2 separate regions of the Homo sapiens genome follow, and region 2 is linked to region 1. The links are chromatin loops, found by intact Hi-C in ENCODE. Cell type or tissue: dorsolateral prefrontal cortex. All regions are shown on one strand. Links, peaks and the distances in the headings refer to the core of each region. The heading gives the core; the rest is flanking DNA.

Region 1 (9,829 bases), core at 1,279-9,278:
GACTATAATGCCGTCTCCAAATAGGAGCAGTTTTATTTATTCTTTTATAATCTACATGTTTTATCTTTTCTTTTTTCTTCTTTTTTTTTTTTTGCCTTATTACACTGGTTAGAACTTCCAACACTATGTTGAATTAAGGTGGTGAGAGCAGAGATCCTTGCCTTGTTTCCAATCTGAGGGGGAAAGCATTTAGTCTTTCAAGCATTGTGTTTAATGTTAGGTATAAGTCTAATATTGCTTGATCCAGAAAAAAATATATATATATTTGGTGTAAGTTGTATGTAGATGCTCAAGTTAAGGAAGTTCCCTTTTTGCCCTATTTCTCAGAGTTTTTTTTAACTTATAATAAGTGTTAGATTTTATCAAATGCTTTTTCTGCATTGATTAATATGATCATGTGATTTCTATTAGTTTGTTACACTGATTGTGTAGAATTAGCATACAATTCTTTAAACATTTGGTAGAATTCTCCAGTGAAACCATCTGGACCTGGAGATTTTAAAGGGAGTAGTTTTAAAATTATGAATTTCATGTTTTTAATAGTTATAGGGCTATTCAAATCATCTATTTCATATTTGGTAGATTTGGGAAGTTTATATTTTTCAAGAAATTGGTCTGTTTCATCAAAGTTGTCAAAGCATGTAGCATTGTTCATAGTATTCCCTTATTACCCATTTGATGTCTGAAGGCTCTGTAGTGATATTCATTTCCTTCCTGATATGAGCAATTTGTATGTCTTGCTAGAGGTTTGTCAATCTTACTGATCTTTTCAAAGAAGCAGCTCTTTATTTCATTGATTTTCTCTATTTTTCTATTTTCAATTCTGCTTATTTATGCTGTTATTTTTATTATTTTCTTCCTTCTGTTTGCTTTGGCTTTATTTTGCTCTCCTTGTTCTAGTTACTTGAGGTAGGAACTTAGATGATTGATTTGAGACCTTTTTTCTTTTATAGTATAAGCATTTGGAGCTATAAACTTCTTTTTAAGCATTGCTTTAGTTGCATCTCATAAATTTTTCTATGTTGTATTTTCATTTTGATTCAGTTCAATGTATTTTTAAAATTTATCTTGAAATTTAAATTTTCATATTTGACCCATGGGTTATTTTAAAGTGTGTTGTTTATTTTTCAAGTTTTAGATATTTTCTTATCTTTCTGTTATTGATTTCCAATTTGGTCACAGAATACATTTCATTTGATTTCAATTATTTTAAATTTGTTGACATTTGTTTTATGACACAGGATATGTCTAACATGTTTTGTATTCCATGGGCACTTGAAAAGGATGTGTACTCTTCTGCTGTTGGATGAGATGTTCTATAAATGTCAAATCAAATCCTGTTGTTTGAGGGTGTTGTTGAGTTCCTATATACCCTTGCTGATTTTCTATCTAGTAGGTCTATCCCAGATGCCTGCTCAGCCTTCTCTGACTTCACCCCAGTGGGGAAATTTGGGGCACCTGGTTATAGCTTAGCAAGGGTGAAAAGCTATGTTTTCAACCCCTCCTTTGCTGGTGGGGTTGGGAACGGGACCACATATTTTTTTCTGTGGTATTTGGCTAAAGAATTAGTGTATAAAAATTTCTGTCTTGGTAAGAGAGCATGATTTTTAAAAAATCTGCCCCTGTTGGTATTTTCAGTTTGCAGACTTTTTCAGCTTCAACTCTGGGATATATGAGGCAAAACAAAAATCCAGGGAACTCACCACATGCCGTTCCTTGAGTCCTGAGGTCTCTTGCAGGTGTACATTCTTCTCTCCACCTCCTCTCCAGTCTTTTTGTGTTCATTTTATATATAATGCTCACGGTTTTTTGTTGTGCTTTAGAGGGAGGACCAGGGAAAAGTATGTCATTCCATCTTCCCAGAAGCAGAAGTCCTAACTTATTCTTTTAAAATGTTATGTAACTTTGCAGAGTATGACTTTTATCAGGATTTATTTAACTATTCACCCATTGATGAACTTTTAGGTTGTTTCTTAATTGTGGTGGCTAACACAATCTTTCAATAAACATCCATTCAATAAACATTTGTGTACACGTGCAGGAGTTTCTTCATGATAGATGCTAAGTGGCGTTGCTGGGTAATAGGGGATGCACATTTTCCATGTTAATGGGTGTTGTCCAATTTCTACCCATAATGGCTGTGCTCCACCCAGCAGTGTATGAGAGTAGCAGTTTTGCTCAACTTCTTGACAACACTTGATAATAGTCAGACTTTGAGTTCCGAATGTAATGAGTGAAAGATGATATCTGGTGGTTGTTATCATTTGCCTTTCCTTGATTCCCAGAGGCTGAATATCTTTTCAAATGTCTGTTGGCCATCTGTAACTCTCCTTTTGAATTACCTGTCCATATACTTTGCCCATATTTATTTTGAGTTGTTTACCTTTTTATTGATTTACAGAAATTCTCTATATATTTTTATTGTTCTTTGTCTAATACATACATTTCAAATATATTTCCCCAGTTTATTATTTGTCTTTTAACTTTATTGATGGTGTCTTTTGCCTAAAAAAAAATTATTCTTTTGTGTAGATTCAAATTTGTCAACCACTCCCTCCTGGCTTTTGGGTTGTGTTTGTGTGTTGTTTAAAATGACTTTCTCCATACCAAAGTCACAAATATATAAATCTCTATTTTTCCCATTACAGGTTTCTATTCTTTTTTATATTTAGTTGTTTGAGCTATGTGGAATATGTGTGTGTATAGTATGAGGTAGGGATCTCATTTAATTTTTATCAAATGGAAAGCTAGTTACTTCAGCACTATTCGTTGAATAGTCCATTCTTTCACCACTGACTTATAAATGCAGCTTTTATTATTTTATTTAACACCTTTACATGAGTTGGCTTGAGAGCTCTCTGTTCTCTTTCACTCATTTGTCTACTTCTGTGCCAATGCCACACCCTGTTAATTACTGTAGATTTGATACCTTGTATAATGTCATCCTTCATTTGTTCTTTTCCCCAAAAAAATTGTTTTGGCTCTTCTTATACATATTCTTTTTCACATGGATTTTAGAATCAGTTTGTCAGGTTCTGTGAAAAATTCCTCTGGAGATTTGATTGAAATAGCAATGAGATTATAGATTAATTTAGGGAGACATCTTTTCTCCTTTTCTCCACACAACTTTTTCTCCTTCAGAAAGACCACTGGGGCCTGCACGAAAGATGTTCAGGGGTCAAAGAACCCACATAACCCATCCCCAACACACACACACACAAACACACACACAGAGACACACACATTTGTGTCTGTGTATTTGTGAGGACCTACACTTCAGGCTCTGAGGGTAAATATTTATTATAAACAGAGGCTCTGGACACTTGCTCTGCTGTTCAGTGGTACTTCCAAAGTAGGGGCAACTCTTCCTTTTCCTGATCACAAACAAACCAACCCACCAAAACTCTGGCTTGATTACATACCTTGTTGAACTTCACAGAAGGGAGTGAAGAGTGGACCAAGTAGAGAAGCAGCATATGGTAACATTAGGAGCCAGTGGGGCTGTGCTGTTTTATCCAGGAGAGCCCAGGGTGACAGCAAGTTATCATGAATGGTGGAGGATGGGAAGTACCAGAAATTAGGAGTGGCCCCTGTTCCATGCTGGTGTCTGTGGGTTGGGGTCCTGTGGAACTAGGAAACAACCCACCCCAGAAGGGTGCACTCATTCATCATGCCCCTCTATATAGGGGAAGACGGGCTGGGTAGCAGGGCCTATTGGGCCTGAATGTTCTGGATAGACCAAATTGTGGGTTCAGAGGAAGTTCTAGCTACCTTTGGGTCCACTGCTGACATAATACTCTCCAGTTCTGTGGAGATTTTGTCTTTGTGGGGTGCTGACACCTGGATACATTACCCTTCTACAATACAGCCATGCTACCTGCCCAGTGGTGTGTCCCTTCAATGTTGCCAGCTGGCAGCAGGTGCTCGCAGCCAGCTGCACAGGTGTTGATGCCTGGCCTCAAGGTGGGACTGCCAGAGCAGCTCAAGCTTCCCACTCAGGTGCTCCAGCAAATTGTAGGCCCAGAAAGACATTCAGTAGCGTGAGGCAGCCTTGGAGTTAAGCTGGAGCCCTCCAGACTTTTCCCAAGGAGGAAGTAGGGGCTGGCTTAGGGGTTCTGTGGTATGTGCAGATGCTGTCTGGGCAAGCAGCACTGCCCTCACCTGTGTTCCAGCTAACAGGATGGACACTGCACCCAGATATCTGCGTTCTCCCCCTACAAGGTCATGGTCCTCAAGGCAGGAATGGGGTCTGAGCCACCAGCACTACTCTATGGACCTAACTGTCTAACAAAGCTGGCAAAATATTACTCAGATAGAAGGCAGAATCAATTGTAGTAGATACCTGAGTAGAAGTACAAAGTGATGTATGGATTTTAATTGCCCCACTTTTTGAAATCCGATCTATCACTAAGTCCTTCCCATTCCCAGATCTGTAATCTTTTTTTTTCCCCTCATTTTCCTGACTCTAATTTAGACCCTGCTGAGCCTGCTGGGGTCTCAGGTGCTACTCCTCCAATCTGTTTTCCTTTGGTGCAGCTTTCGAACTCACAGCTCTGATCACTGCCCTCTGCCCTATATAATCTAAAACATATTTACAGAATCAAGCCCAATGCTTACCTGACTTTCTTCTTAAATGCCATTTATAGCTTTTCTTTTCTTTCTAAAATGGTAAATGTTTATTATGGTGCTTGACTTTCAAGGACCTCTATGAGGTGGTCCAACCTACCCTTCCTTTGCTTGTGTGGGGGTGAGGACCTGGGAGGTTAGGGGGACCATGCAGCTTGATGCTATGGAAAGCACACCTCGAGCTCTGGAATCAGAGGTTACTGGTTAATCTAGGCCCTCCCCTGCTTCTTATCTGCTTGACCCCGGCCCTCGCCTCACCGTTCCCCCGCCCAGTTTCCCTCTTGTTAAGGTGGTGTGATAAAAACGACCCCTATCCCGGGTTAGAGGTGAAAACTCAACGCGACAAGTGGAGGAGAGCGGGCTTTTAGCGCCAGAAGCTTCCATGATGCCCAGGTCCGCGGGCAGGGCGAGGGCACGGGCCGGGGAAGCAAGCGTTGCCGCGCCGCTACCGTCGGGGGCCGGCCCCCGGGCTGCTTTTCGTGCGCGGAGCAGCTCGGCCAGTCACCAGGCGCGTGCGGAGGCGGCGAGCCTGCGAGGGCGGCCGGTGCGGGCGCAGCCGGCGCGATGAGTCACCATCCCTCAGCACCTCCGGAACACGAGGCTGCTTGGAAGCAGCCGGGCCCCCGCCCGCCCTCCTCCCCCGCCCCGCGGAGTGGCGGCGCCAGCCCGATGCCCGGCAGAGGGCGCTGCAGTGCGGCTGCGGGGCCACCGGCCCGCGCTGCTCTGGCTGCCAAAGGCCGGCGCTGCCTTTGGCTCAGAGGGAAAGATCGGGGCCCAGGGATGGGGTGCGTGAGGAATGAATGTTTCTGCAGTGCCAGAGGTGGCTCTGTTTTTGATCCAGAAACGAAATGGACTTCAAGATTCAGACACTGGGCAGAGTGATGGGGCCGACACGGCCCCTACTGGAGAGTGTCCAGTCTTGATCGCCCCAAGCTTTTGAGCAGGGATGTCCTGTCCGAGGCTGGTGTCGTCCCCACTCTCGCCAGAGAGGATCTGTGATAGGATGAGTCTCGCCTTTCCAAAATGAATCTGCCTAAGGACCCAGTCCTTGATCTCCTCTGTGACCTCTTTCACCTGAGGTGATGGAGGTTACGAAGATTGGAGCTGTCTGCAGTGGAGCGCAGGAGAAAGTGCACAAGCTTTCGGGTGACCAGGGTTTCAGTGCCAGCTCCATCATGAGATTGCTGTGTGACCTTGGTCATTTCATTATTCATTCATTCATTCAGAAAACACTCACTGTGTCACAAGGCACTCACGGTGAAGGGAAGAGAAGGAGGCCAAGCCTGTGGAGACAATTGCCCTGACCATAAAATAGCTTAGGCCAGGTACAGAAACCCGACACGTAGGTAAACACTGGCTGAATGAACAAATGCGATGATTTAGTCACCACACACTAGGGCAGAGATTTTTGGTCACTTATGCTCCCGAGTACATGGAACAGTGCCTGACACACAGTGGGTGCTCAGTAATTTGTCGAATGAATGACAGAGGAATGTACTGAGTGTTCTGTGAGCACAGCAGAGGCCACCTAACTCACAAGATTCTGTGCTGTTTGAACCGAGTCTTGAAGGAAGGGTTGGGATTAGTTAGGCAGACAAGGGCCAGATGGAGGGTGATACAGGCAGAGAACAGCCTGTGCAAAAGCTAGGAGTCCTCAGAGTTCTCACCTCTCTGAGCCTCAGTCCCTCCTGTGAGAAGGAAAGGATAGGGCTGGCTCTGTAATTTCTCAGATTTTTCTAGATCTAAGGTTCTCAGATTCAACAAATGAATCCAGTTACCCTAGTCAGAGCCTGACCAGTGCTGGGCAGTCCAAGAGACTCAGGTTTTGACTTTTGACTCAGCCCATCTGCAGAATAAAGGCCTGGTGATCTCAGGCACCCCTTCTCCATCTGCTTCCTCTGTCTTTCACCTTAGAAATCTCCCCTGAATCCTATCCCCATAGGATAAACTATCTGCAGCACAAAAGTCAGCACTTACTTGTATTCTGCCATGATTTTTCTTCGTGTTATTTTTTGAAATAGTCTTTATTTACAGATTTTTACACTAACACAGGCTAATTGTGAAAAAACAGGAAAGTACAAAGAAGAACATAAAAACTCTCCGTAATTTCACTACCTGGCATAGTTCCTTGATTTTTTTATGCCTTCATTAAAATACACACACACACACATACTTCAGCTCACACAGCAGCACTGACACAGATCGCTGTGAGTCTTGTGTTCCCAGCAAAAGCATGAGCTGGGGACAGTTCTCTCTTTCTCTCCATTAGTTTGTCTCTGATGGGAAGAGATGTTGGCTGGGACCCCAAAACTCTGACTCTTTAACCAGCTGCAGATCATCAGGCTAAATCCTCAAAGAACATACTGCTCAGAGGACGTTTCAGTCTGAGGCAGGGCTCTGGACGCAAACCACTATATGGCCTCTTCTTCCTTCCTGGAGTTGGGCTAGGGTTAAGCTAGATTATGTGGGGGCCACTAGCCCTGCTTTGGTCCAGACCAGAGACAGTGCTGAGCAGCTTTCTAGGGAGGGGGGAAGGGAGTGCTCTGGGATTTACTGCCCCACCTGTCTGAGAGAAGCCCCCAAAATAAACCCATAACCCTAGCTGACTTGGTTTCCCTTGGCCCCTGCCGTTTTAAAGCTCCATCCCCAACACAGTGGCTCCTTTTTTGCCCTGGTTCCTTGCTTTTCAATGTGTAACCCATGGACCAGTGACATAGAAAACAAGATCTCTAGATGATGGTTTGTATGTTGACTCTGAGAAGCAAAGTGCAGATTCTGTTTCAGAAGGTCTGGAGAAGAACCTGAAATTCTTCATTTTGTAACAAACTCTCAGGTAATGGTGACATAGCTGGTCCACAGACCACACTTTGAGTAGCAAAGATCTAGATTCCTCTTTTGACCTTGTCTTCTCTGAAAGTGAAAGGGCAGGGGAAACTCCCTAGAGGTGAGGGTGTGTACACACACACACGCGTGCGCATACACACACACACACACACACACACACACAAATATTGAGGACTATGTTCTGGGTGTTCAGTGAATGCTTGCCCTGTTAATGCAGAAAGCTGAGGAGTGAGAAGACTTAAAGCTGTGTTCCCACCTCTCCAATCACTTATTCATTTCAGTGATGATAGCATCAGTTTCTCAGTCACCAAATGGAATTGGTTCCTTAGACATTTTTGCCCTGGCTCTGCCTCTATTTTCTTATTGCTTCTATTCTCAGACACTTCTCATCTATCCCCTGCCTTCCTGTCTGTGGTCCCTTTCCCTCCAGTTCACTGCCTGTCACCCAATTCTTGTTACCCAAATCCAACTTAAAATCACTGGACGTGTGTGCTTCAAGGGAGAGTAAGTGGGCAGAGAAAGGGAGCTTCTCCTCAGGGCCCAGGTAGGCCTTCAAACTTCCCTTACTCTGAATCTATACTGGGGTAGCATTATTATTCCCTAGGAAACTGAGGCTCAGAGACATTGAGTAACTTGTCCAAGGTCACACAGTGAGGAAGTCAGAATTGAGATACGAATCCACATCTCTTTAGTTTTAAAGCCTGGGCTCTCCACGATATCATCCCTTCATCTTACTCAGGGGGAAGATGAAGATTGGGTGACTTAAGGTCATTCAGGGAGTCAGGGATGGGACTGAGGCTGGAAACTCCCTTCTTCTGACACTGTAAGTAAATTTTCATTCGGTAGCTCCTCTGCTCAGAAGCCTTCAGAGAAACCCTCTTGCCTATAGAATTGAAACTTCTGAGCCTGACAGCCAAGGCTGTCATGGTGCCCCTGCCTCAGCTCGGCTTCTCCTTCTTCCCCAGCACTTTACTTGGCATGTGGAGGTGCTAGACCATCTCTCTTTTCCTCACCTACCAGTGGGGTTCTTCCCTGAATCCTGTTCCTCCCTAGCCTCAGTCATGCCTTAGAATTCCTCTACCATGGTGCCTCTGCTCTCTGGGATATTTTCTCGACCTCAAACACCCAGGCACTCTACCTGCTTCTCAGAATCTTTCCCATGCTTCAAGAGCATAGGTTCTCACCCCTCTGGGAAGCCCCCCACCCACCAAAGCTGCCCTGAGCCCTTAGAGCCTTGAGCTAGGAGCCTGTCACTTTAGCAGTGCTGCCGCCTGTTGGTGGTTTGAAGAGCTCCACCCCAACTCACAGATGAGGCCAATAAATATTATTATACTATAATAAGCCTCTGCAGCTATACCCCATGGCTTGAAGAACTATTTCCAGAATCTTTCTTCTCCATTCTGAACTTGCTTTCATTACTTTAATGTCTCAACCCATTTGGGCTGCTGTAACAAGATACCATGGACATGTGGCTTAAACAACAATTTTTTTTTTCTTACAGTTCTGGAAGCTGGGAGTTTTAAGATCACTGCACCCATAGATCCGGTGTCTGGTGAGGGTCCTCTTCCAGGTTTGCAGATGGCCCCCTTCTCCTTGTGTCCTCACTTGGCAGAGAACAGAGAGAGGAAGCAAGCTCTCTGATGTTTCTTTTTGTAAGGGCACTAATCCCATCATGAGGGATCCACCCTCAAGAACTAATCACCTCCCAAAGGCCCCATCTCCCCGTACCATCTCACTGGGGAGTAGGGTTTCAACATATGAAGAAGGGTGCACAGACATTCAATCCATGACACTTAGTGTGTCTAGGTCCTAGAGACCGTATCTGGTTTTCACAACTTTCCCAGCCCTGTTAGAGTCTGAGGCTTAACTTAATCCCCACTTTTTGATCCTAGATGCTGCTTCAGATCACCCCACCTCCATGACTTACCTATTATACCTTGCACCCAACAGCTCTTTGCATTCCAGCCTGGATACAGTACCCCAGGTCCCTGCTTGGCCTGAAAGGAAAGTCAAACATGGCTGCCTGGTTATCCATTCACTATTTCTACTACTTTCTAGATCTTGTCTTCATAAGTAAACTCTAAGCTCCTGGAAGGCAGGACTGTCTGTGTCTTATTCTTTTCTTTATCCTTTGCAATACCAGCATTTTCTTTTATTCATTCATTTATTTCTTAAAGACTGAATGTTCATTCTCTGCCAGGCTTGATACTAGGTGTTGGGGCAGCAGAGGGGAGACAAATATGGTCTAATATATTCTAGTAAATTCAAGGCAACAGGGAAGTCCAATGACATAAGATTGGCAAATTGACTTTGGGCCCAGGCCAGTAGAAATACGTGTGAAAATGGTTGGGGAACAGGC
Region 2 (9,829 bases), core at 1,188-9,187, 43 kb after region 1:
GTTATGATGTAAAGAGAAAGGGAGAAAATTCTGTGTTCCCTACAGTAGGTGACTGGTTATGTAAACTATGGAGCATCCATATAGTGGGGCATTATGCAGCTGTTGAAAACAAAGATGGAAGTGTCTATTTACCAACAGGCCTCCTAGACTATATCAAGCCTCACCAATATACTCTCTCAGCACCCTGTACCCTTTATTCATTGCAGTTGTTATTGCTTCATAATATATGTATTTGTGTGCTTATTTAACGTCTGCGCACACACACACACACACACACACACACGCTCACACACAGACTGGCATGTCCATGAGGATGGAAACTAAGCCTGTTTTACTCCTTATTGGTATCCCAAGTACCTTGGTATGTAATAGATAATAAATATTATATTTGTTGACCAATGGACTGGCTGAAGAAATGAATGAAAAATCAAGGCCACCAGGCATTCAATTCTTCAATTTCCCTCCCATCCATCCCAGACTTCCCTCAATCTCCAGCTGAGCCATCAGTGCTGCCTACAAATACTTTTACTTTTGTCTGGTCTCTATGGCAGCTGCTTTACGCCTTCCCTGGCTCTTGAGGCCGGACTACCTACCATCTCCTACTTTTAGACGATGATATCATCTCTTACTTCCCAGAGAAATTGGGAGCCAGCAAGTATGGAGTCCTTCAGTGCCCTTCCCTACCAGGGCCTGATTCTGTGAACTTCAGACACCAGGAGGCCATTGGGAACCCAGGCTGGAGCACGTTGGGTAGATTGCTAGAAGGCAAAGCCAGACATCCCTGCCCACTTCTCTCTGTGAACCTCTCTCTCTAGCAATCCCCTTTCTTTCTGCCATCAAGCCTCTTGAAAAGGTACTTTATTTTCTGCCTCCCATTCATTCTGTCCTTGTTTGCATTCAAGGGCACAGTTAAGTATACTGTTGTGCACACCATTATCTATCCATGCAAGGTCCTTAAATTTTTTTATCTTATTTTTCCTTTCATCTCTAATCTCCACTCCCAGTTCCTCTTTAATGGTTTGATACATGCTGTTGGAAATGTCTTTGAAAATTACATAGTGTTTTCTGTGTTTATGTGCTTTTAATTTACATAAATAGTATTGATCCATAGATCATATTCTGTTTCTTTTTTCCCTCAACCCTCTGTTTTGAGGCCTTTCGGTGCTGCTATGTGCACATCTCGTTGATCACTTCTGTCTGACTTGGCACTCATCCACCACATTTTACTTCTCCCTTCCTCTGAGACTGTACATCTTGGTTCTGCCAACTGTCCATGACCACAAATAATGCTGCAATGAACCTTCCTCGACTTGCTCCTAGGGACCTGGGCAAGAATTTCTCTAAACCAGAGATTTTCAGAGTACAATTCACAGACCCCTCAGAGTTTCTGAGACTCTTTTGGAGGATGCTCAAGGTCAGAGCTGTTTCTACGATAACACTAGGACACTATTTGCCTTTTTCATGAGGTTGATTTTTGCACCATTTGCAAAACTGTTGCCACCTTAGTGTGAATCAAGGCAGTGGCACCAGCCTGTACTAGCAGTCATTGTATTTTGTATTTTTCACCACTACATACTCAGAAAAAGGGGGGAAAAGCCACCAATCTTACTGAAAAGTAGCTTAGATAAAGCAGTAAGAAATGGCAATTTTTATTAAATCTCAAGCCTGGAGTTGATGTCTTTTTAATATCCTGTGTGATGAAACAGGAAGAACACAGAAAGCACTTCTGCTGCATGCTGAGTGAGATGGTTGTCTAGAGAAGAGCACTGTGCAATTGTTTGAGGTGTGAGCTCAACAGGCCTCCTTTTTCCTGGAACGTCATTTTCACTTGAAAGAACAATTGACAGGTAAACTATGGTTAGTCAGACTTGAGTATTTGGTGGACATTTTTCTCAAAGATGAACAAAATGAGCCTGTTGCTTCAAGGAAAACAGCTCACAGTATTTGTTACCAAAGATAAAACTTGAACTTTCAAGTGAAAAACAGAATTTTAGAAAACTTGTTTCTGGCACCAGGGGCTTGACAGCTTCCCAGTTCTTTTTTTTTAAATTGTTATTAATTTTTTTTGAGATGGAGTCTCACTCTGTCACCAGGCTGGAGTGCAGTGATGCAATCTCGGCTCACTGCAACCTCCGCCTTCCCGATTCAAGCGATTCTCCTGCCTCAGCGTCCCGAGTAGCTGGGATTACAGGCACGCGCCACCACGCCCAGCTAATTTTTGTATTTTTCATAGAGACGGGGTTTCCCCTTGTTGGCCAGGATGGTCTCGATCTATTGACCTCATGATCCACCCATCTCGGCATCCCAAAGTGCTGGGATTATAGGCGTGAGCCACCGTGCCCGGCCAGCTTCCCAGTTCTTAAAGGCTTTCTCTGCCTGCCCCTTAACTCTTTATGATCTGTTAGGATTCTCCAGTTCCTTGTCCAGAAAATCCTCATTGTAAAGGACACCAGGATTGCTACCTGACCTGGCTTGCTAAGGCCCTATGCATGAGAGTGGACACTGTCTTTGTCCATCACATTGCAGGAGTGATTTGGTCTGCATGTCAGGGAGCTGCACAAATGTTGGACTACTGCACAGGAAGGCTGCCATTGCAGAGCAAGGCAGAGACACAGAGTTGTGACACAGAGTTTCAACATCAGTGCTCCCTGTTCTTCCCATTCTCCCCACTCAGACTGGACCATCTCACCTGCTTTTTGGCTTCATATACTTCCAAGACCTTGTGACTGCTCCATTTGTATTTATTTCCAGCTCTGAGCTCTGGATCACATATCTTTACCACCCTCTAGACACACAAACTGTGTCCCAGGCAAGCTCTCTCCTCCTCATCCCTGCACCTGCTGGTTTTCCAGGGTTCTCTAACTTAAGGAATGGCACCACCCATTCTATCTCCATATCACCACCATGGTCTATTCTCCCTGTCTGGCCCCACCGCTCCACCCTGAGGCAAGCCTTCATCATGTCTCATCTGGGCCCCTTCCAGAGCCTCCTAACTGGTGTCCCGGCCCCTCTCCAATCAGCCTTCCACATTGCAGCCACCCTACTGATCTTCAGGTCACTCCCTTGCCCAAAGCTTCTGTGGCTCACTATCACCTTCAAGATAAAATCCACACCCATTCTCATGACATTTAAGGCCTCCCTGGTCTAGTTCCAACTACCTCATCTTCTACCTGGCTATACCAGATCACTTATTTTTCTTCCCAAATACGAGAAACCCTCATACCTTTATGCTGTTGCTCAAAACGTCCTCTTTGCCTAGAATGTCCTCTCTCCAAACCTCATTTTACTGGCAAATGTTGCTTCATTCTTTTCGAGTTCGACATCACCTTTTCTTGATGCCCTTCCCTTCCTCTGAGGGAAGGAATTCAGTTCTGGGTGCTGACAACTGGCAATGAATGGATGGCTGGGGAGTGAAAGGGGATTGCATCAAATGATGGCTGGGGTGGTTGAGGTTGCAGAATTTGAGCTGATCCCTAAAAGGAATAATCTTAATGATAACTAACATTTACTGAGCACTTGCTATGCACCAGACCTTGCTCTATGCACTTTCTATGCATTCTCTTTCAGTCTCATTCTCTAGCAACCCCAAACTCACTGTATCCTCACTTTAGAGATGAAAAAACTGAGGGCCAGGGTTCTATCAGCGGTTATGAAGCTTTACTGAGGGGCGGCTTGGTGATCTGCAGCAGAACACTTTCTTACCATAAATAGCAGAGTAGGGATAGCATCTAGAATCACTTGCAATTATGTCTGTCTTTCACACAAAGGGGAAAAAAGTGCATTTGACCTCAGAAGCATGAGGCCATGTGGTGAAGCACAAAGACTAGTCTTTGAAGTCCATCTAGCTGTGTGACCTTGAGCCAATTTCCTGATCTCTCTGAGCTTCAGTTTCCTAAAGTGCGAATTGAGGATAGTAATAGCTCCATTGCAGGTTTGTGGTGCAGATGAGCTATGAGGAATGCCAAAGAATCCAGCATGGTGTTAGGTACATAGAGGGGCTCTGTCAACATCAATTCATTTTTCTCCCTCCCCAGTGTCTAAGGAAAGAAGTGTAGTATGGTGAAACTCACACTACCTCAGAAGTCAAAGGAGTTGTGGTTTGACTCTGGCACTAGTAAGGCTGTGCAACCCTCAGCAAGTTACTTGCCCTCTCTGGGCTTTGGTTTCTTCCTATACTTGTAACATAAAGAAGTTTTGTTTTACAGCAGTTGGGTGTTTCCATTTTCTGTCATTGAATTGGGAAAATGATCAGGTCATGCCAACCTGGGATGCTGCGTGTTGTGGAAGTTAGGCATATCTGACAACGGGAAATACTTCCTGAAGACACAGCCTTCGGACCCCTGGTTACCTAGAAGGGAGCTCAGGACTCCTCATCGACAAACATAAAACCAGCTCCCTGCCCACTGCCCAACCTCCAGGAGATGCCCCCACAGGCTTGTGTGAGCCCAAGGCAGGCCTCAAGCTGATTCAAGGGCCCAGCTGCCCGTTGCCATGGCAACATTCCAGCTCGCTTTGCATAGTGACAGGGATGCTAGGCTTTGCTAACAAAGTGCTCTGTAAAGGACTTCATGTCTTTGGCAGGGACAATTCCGCCTTCTTTTTCACATGAATAACTCTGGGGGCTGTGAGGAGGGATTTGGCAAGTCACTTCCCCTGTCTTGGCCTGCGCCCTTGGGTTTTCCTTGAAGGCACAAGTTGGCAGCTTTTTATTTTTCTATTTCCAAATATACCATCACTACCCTCCTCCTGACCACTCCCCACTCCAAAGGAAAGAATGGTTTTTCCCTTACTTAGAGCTCTGGTGAACTCGGTGTGTTTATGAAAATGGAAGGAATGGACTGTTCGAATCACTCACATACCCTTGGCTGATTGCTGGATCAAATTGTCCTCAATCCCTTTTTCTTTTTTCGGAATGCCCAATGTTTTTCAGGATTGAAACAGGAAGACCCTATATTGTCCTGGTGAATTACTCCCTGGAGCAGGAAACATATTTGGAATCCTGAGTAGGCTGGGAAGGAAGCCAGGCAGACCTGGGTGAATCCTGCTTTCATCACTTACAAGCTGTGTGATCTTTGGCAAGTTACTTAACTTCCCCTAATCTCAGTTTTCTCATACGTGCAATGGGGATGGTAATACAGCCTTCATGGGTATGATGGTGAAATTGTTATGAGGTTTAAATATATCTTATGCTTGCCTGCTTCTCTCTGTTTCCGTCACCCTGATCCTGGCCCATCATCTTTTGCCTGGACTACTACGATAGCCTCCTGCCCATTTCTACTGGAACTTCCCTCCAGCCCTTTGTTTACATAGCAGACATGGTGGTCTTTTAAACATTTAAATCATATCCTGTCGCTCCCTTGCTTAAAATGCTCTAATGGTTTCCCATTGCACTTCAGATAACATCCACCTCTTACCCCCTACCTCTTCCACCCTAGACATGCTGGCTTCCTTTCCATTTCTCAAAGACATCGAGGTCCCTCTCACTTCGTGGCCTCATGGCCTTGGCACTTTCTGTTCCCTCTGCCAGCTCCTTCTCAGGCTCAGTTCTTAGCTCGGAGAGAACTTCTCTTACCACTCATCCAAACTAGCTCCCCATGCCTGCCCCATCCCTTGCCATCACACATCACCATGCTGATTTCCTTCATGGCACTTCTCAGGAACTAGTCCTACCTTGATTATTCGTGTACTTGGTTATTGTCTGTCTCCTCTGCCTGGATTGTAAACTCTTTACATCTGCCTCATTAACCTCTATCACCCACTGCCCAGCACAGGGCCTAATATAATAGGCTCAATAAAATCTATTGAATGAATGAATGAGGTAGGTAGAGCATTGAGAACAAAGCCTGAAAGATAATAGAGTGCAATACATGTTTGTTACTTTCTTTTTGTCTTCTTCCATCATCTGGTTGTAAGGCAGAGGGTGGTGTGCTAGACCTGTGGCCTCCAAAGTGGATATATCGTCTATTAGGGTGCAAGGAGAAAATATTAGAATTTCTATTAACAGTCATCTTTATCATATCCTAATTTCCATGTTTGTTTATGTTTTAAATTTTATAAAACTGATTAGCACAGTAGTACATATATATGGTTTATACATAAATATGTATATATGGGAGTATAGGCTCAAAAATACTTGGAGACCACAGCTGGTGGGAAGCAAACTGGCAGACTGTTGGCAGAATGTGAACTACAGATAGGTTGGGTTGAGTCAGCAGAGAGGTTTCCCAGATTGGAGGTTGAGTGCCTTGGGAACAGGGTTGGGGGTGGCCAGCATGCATGCTCCAGGTCTCCACCACACCCTGTGGCTTACCCTAGCCTACTTCATTCATGGCCCTGTCCTTCCTGACCATTACAGGCGTGTGCATTTCCAACCCTAGAGAGGGTTTCCTTTGCAAGTCTAGAGAACCTTCTATTCTGGAAATTGGTGCTGGTCGATCCCAAGGGGGAGGTATGTGGGAAAGACTGAGGCCTAGGAGCCCCCTGTGGGCAGCAGCTGGGGCTTCTCATTCTTGTGTCCTCTGTAACCAGAATAGTACCTGGAACAGAGTGGGTGCTTGGATCATCAGAGAACCTGCTTGTTGACTAATATCAGTGCATAGGACAACCCCCTCTGAGTGTCTGAGCTGAGAGGACCCTCAGGAGGTAATTAGGTTCATATGTTTCACTGTCCGGATGGAAACTAAATGGGGCTCAAAATGGCCAGGGCCTGCCCAAGGTCATAGAGCCTCCCGCCAGCACTCTTTCCCTTGTGTCTGCGTCTCTGCTTAGCCTCTGGGGTGTATGCTTATTCACGATCCAGGCCTTGGCTGGTTCCACCCCCTTGGCCTTGGCCTACTACTCTTAACACCAGCTCTCAGAAGGCGTTCTGGCTTCTTACTGGGATAGGGGCCAAAAAAGAAAAACATTTCCCAAATCATAATTCTACAGCCTCCTGCCTCCCCCAAACTCACTTTCTATGTAACTAATCCCCGTGTTCCTTGGCCATTAATGACATCACTGCCTTTCTGGTCACTTTGGCCCAAAATACAAAGTGTTCTACCTCCCTTGAGTAGGGGCTACTATGTGTCAGGCACTTTCTAAAAAATAAACTTTGTATGGGCAATTAACATACAAAAAAGCCACACACGTTGATGAATGATCACAAATTATACACACCCATGTACACACTTCCAAGGCCAAGAAGTTGACCATGCCCAGGACTACAGAAGTAACCCCTCAAAGCAGTTTTTAACCATCACTGCAGATCTTTTGTCCAGCAGCCTTGAGGAAGGTATGAGTAATTCAATCCAATTCACAGATACCAAATTATTTTTCTTTAAACCAACTCATTCCATTCTGCCTCGAATAGTCAAGAAATTACTTTTCATGCACTCAATTTTCCCCTGTAATTTTTATTAGAATCTAGTATACATTAGAATAAATATGTGACTGTTAAACTTTAAAAGATCATCCATGTATTTCTAAAATTCCTCATCATACTATCACCTCACATACCACTAGCACAATGTGTACTGCATTTGGGGGAATACTGTACCGTGGGAATTAACTCAAGGGGAAGACTATTTACGTTTGGGAAGATCAGAAAAGGCTCAAGATGGACCTGAGATCTGTAGAGAGGATATGGCTATGCAGAGGTGAAGTCGATTCTGGCTGTCAGGCTCAGAGAAAGCTTCATGGGGGAGGAGACATTTGGGCTGGGTCTTGAGAAATAAGTCTGACTTTTCACAAGCAGAGATGGAAGTGGAAGGAAAAGCATTCTAGGCAGAAGGAATAGAACCTAGAGAACACTTCATCAGGGCTAGAAGAGAAGTTTATGTTTCAGGCTTGAGGGACTGTGCCTGATGTGCAGTTGGAAAGTGTCTCCGGGCCCAGGGTTGAGTGAGTTTGCTCTCTTGGGGCACACAACACACAAGCACTATGAGGGGTAGCCGCTGGCAGGCTACAGCCCACTGGAGTCAGAGTCAGAGTGTGTATTAGAATTCACTTTTCCTTATGGAACTTGCACCTGGAAATTCCCCACACCAGATTAGAGCATGTGCAGGTTATGGCAGATGGGATCAGCAGAATGAAAAGGAGACAGGCTTGGAGTCAGCCTAACTTGGGTTCAAGTCCCAACCCTGCCACTTACTAGCTCCATTTTTTTATCTAATGTCTGTCTCCGCATCTTCAGCTTAGGTCCTAATAATCCACACCTGACAGGGTGGTTGTGAGGAGTAAGAGCATGACTAAAGTGACAGGGGTAGTTCTTGTCCCAGCTCTTGGGTTCCGGGGGGCAGTCCAGAGATAGTACCACCTGCCGCACTTCCCTGTCCACCCACTTTGACATCCCTGAGTACAGAGGGGTACAGCCAGTGAGGTGGTAATGATGAACCTTAAGCTGTTTCACTTTGGGGACATGGGCCCCTGAGTTGCTTCTTTCGGGCCTCAGACTTCTCTGTCTCCTCCCCTGGTGTGCCTAAGGCACCAAGTAGGGTGGGGGACCAGCCAAATGGTGAGGCCTGGCCCTCCCTCTCTCTTTGATAGAACTGGGTGCTCCTGGCTGGGCTTAGCTTGAAACACAGGCGAAAAAGAAAGAAGCCATTCTTCCCCAAACTCCAAGTGAAGACACCACAGGGAGTTCAGCCCCCCTCCTAAAGCCACCATGCCTCCCTCCCTGAGCACAGTGCTCAGTGAAAAGGCTAGCCAGCCTTTCCAGACCCTCTCCATAGGCAGTGATCTTACAGCAGTGAACCCATCAGAACAGCGCCTCCAGCACCCTACCCAACCTGGATGTGCACCTTGATGAGTAGAAAGGGATGAGAAAAATTTGAGAAGACTCTTGGGTTGGTGGGGGAACAAGGACCAAGCATGTGGAGCTTTCAGAGGGATCATCAAGGAGCAAAGGAGGGCTGGGAGGAAGGAGAGGAAGGAAGGTCTGCATGAGCAGGGTAGCTTGGCCTGTGCCCATGAATGGGCAGACACTAACTGAGTCATCCTCTGTGCAAGGCCCTCCACAAGGCACAGCTTCAAACACCCAAACTTTGGCCCATCCCGCAAAGAATTCATAAGTTGCTGGGGCAGAGAAGGTTCATGAATACGTGGAAGATTTGGAACAATTCCAGGACATCTATGTTTAAGGACAAATGAGAGGCTCAGCCAGCCAGAACTGAAGGTATTGAGAGGAATTATCCCTGCAGACTGCTAGTAGGGATGTGTGTAAAGAGGGCTTTCAAGGGGTGATGGGATTTGGGCTGAAGCTTAAGGAGCAGCCTGTAGGGTTTGGGAACAGCAGGTAGAGGCGGTGAGAGGGGATGGGAAGCACTGTTTAGCAAGCACCTACTATGGGCCTGGTGTCGTTTAGCTCATTTCAGCATTATCTCATGAAAGTCTTACAGCAGCTTACAAGTTAGGTGTTTTCATTCCCCCATTATACATGGAAAATGGAAGCTGGGGAGGTTAAGTAAGTTGTACAAGGTTACACAGGTAGAAATGGCAGCATGAGGATTTGAATCTAGGCTTCTCTGACCACAAAGCTTTTCCCTGGTGGCTTTACCATGAAATGATAAGCCACAATGACAAGATAAAGAAGAGAATGAGTAGCCCAGATTGAATGGGCAGAGGGGTCTGTTTCAGGGAATCAAGAGAGAGGAAGCAAAGAGGTCAGATGAAGCCGGTTCTGAGTATAGGCTGGAGAGTGTGGACTTGACACTTTAGACAACAAATCATTGGAAGGTTCCAAGCAATGGAGTGATGTGGTTTGATTTATGTTTGTAAAAGCTCACTCTGGCTGCTGTGTCATGAACAGATTTTAGGATGCAGAGGTGGAATCAGGGAGCCCACTGAAGAAGAT

Evidence for each region. Peaks named below come from ENCODE experiments on the same cell type or tissue, not always from the same donor. Only the 100,000 strongest peaks of a DNase experiment are listed, where the experiment ranks them.
Region 2: a loop joins it to region 1, with 1.9 times the contacts of the local background. A loop is called at or near these places in 5 of 110 quality-filtered maps.

Annotation. Positions count from the first base shown.
Region 1 is chrX:72,013,457-72,023,285 of GRCh38, forward strand. The region is part of intron 1 of NHSL2 (NHS like 2); the gene reads left to right. Among named protein-coding and RNA genes, the nearest start is that of NHSL2, 110 kb to the left of the region's middle. RefSeq lists a silencer at 5,024-5,403 and an enhancer at 5,384-5,433. In dorsolateral prefrontal cortex, for the core only: CTCF peaks have their summits at 5,307 (motif pointing right) and 8,761 (motif pointing left); a DNase peak (open chromatin) is centred at 5,205; H3K4me3 peaks cover 534 bases; H3K27ac peaks cover 329 bases; H3K27me3 peaks cover 7,337 bases.
Region 2 is chrX:72,056,297-72,066,125 of GRCh38, forward strand. The region is part of intron 1 of NHSL2 (NHS like 2); the gene reads left to right. Among named protein-coding and RNA genes, the nearest start is that of RTL5, 71 kb to the right of the region's middle. RefSeq lists a silencer at 4,323-4,617. In dorsolateral prefrontal cortex, for the core only: no CTCF peak of the experiment used is centred there; a DNase peak (open chromatin) is centred at 4,495; H3K27ac peaks cover 1,572 bases; H3K27me3 peaks cover 7,369 bases.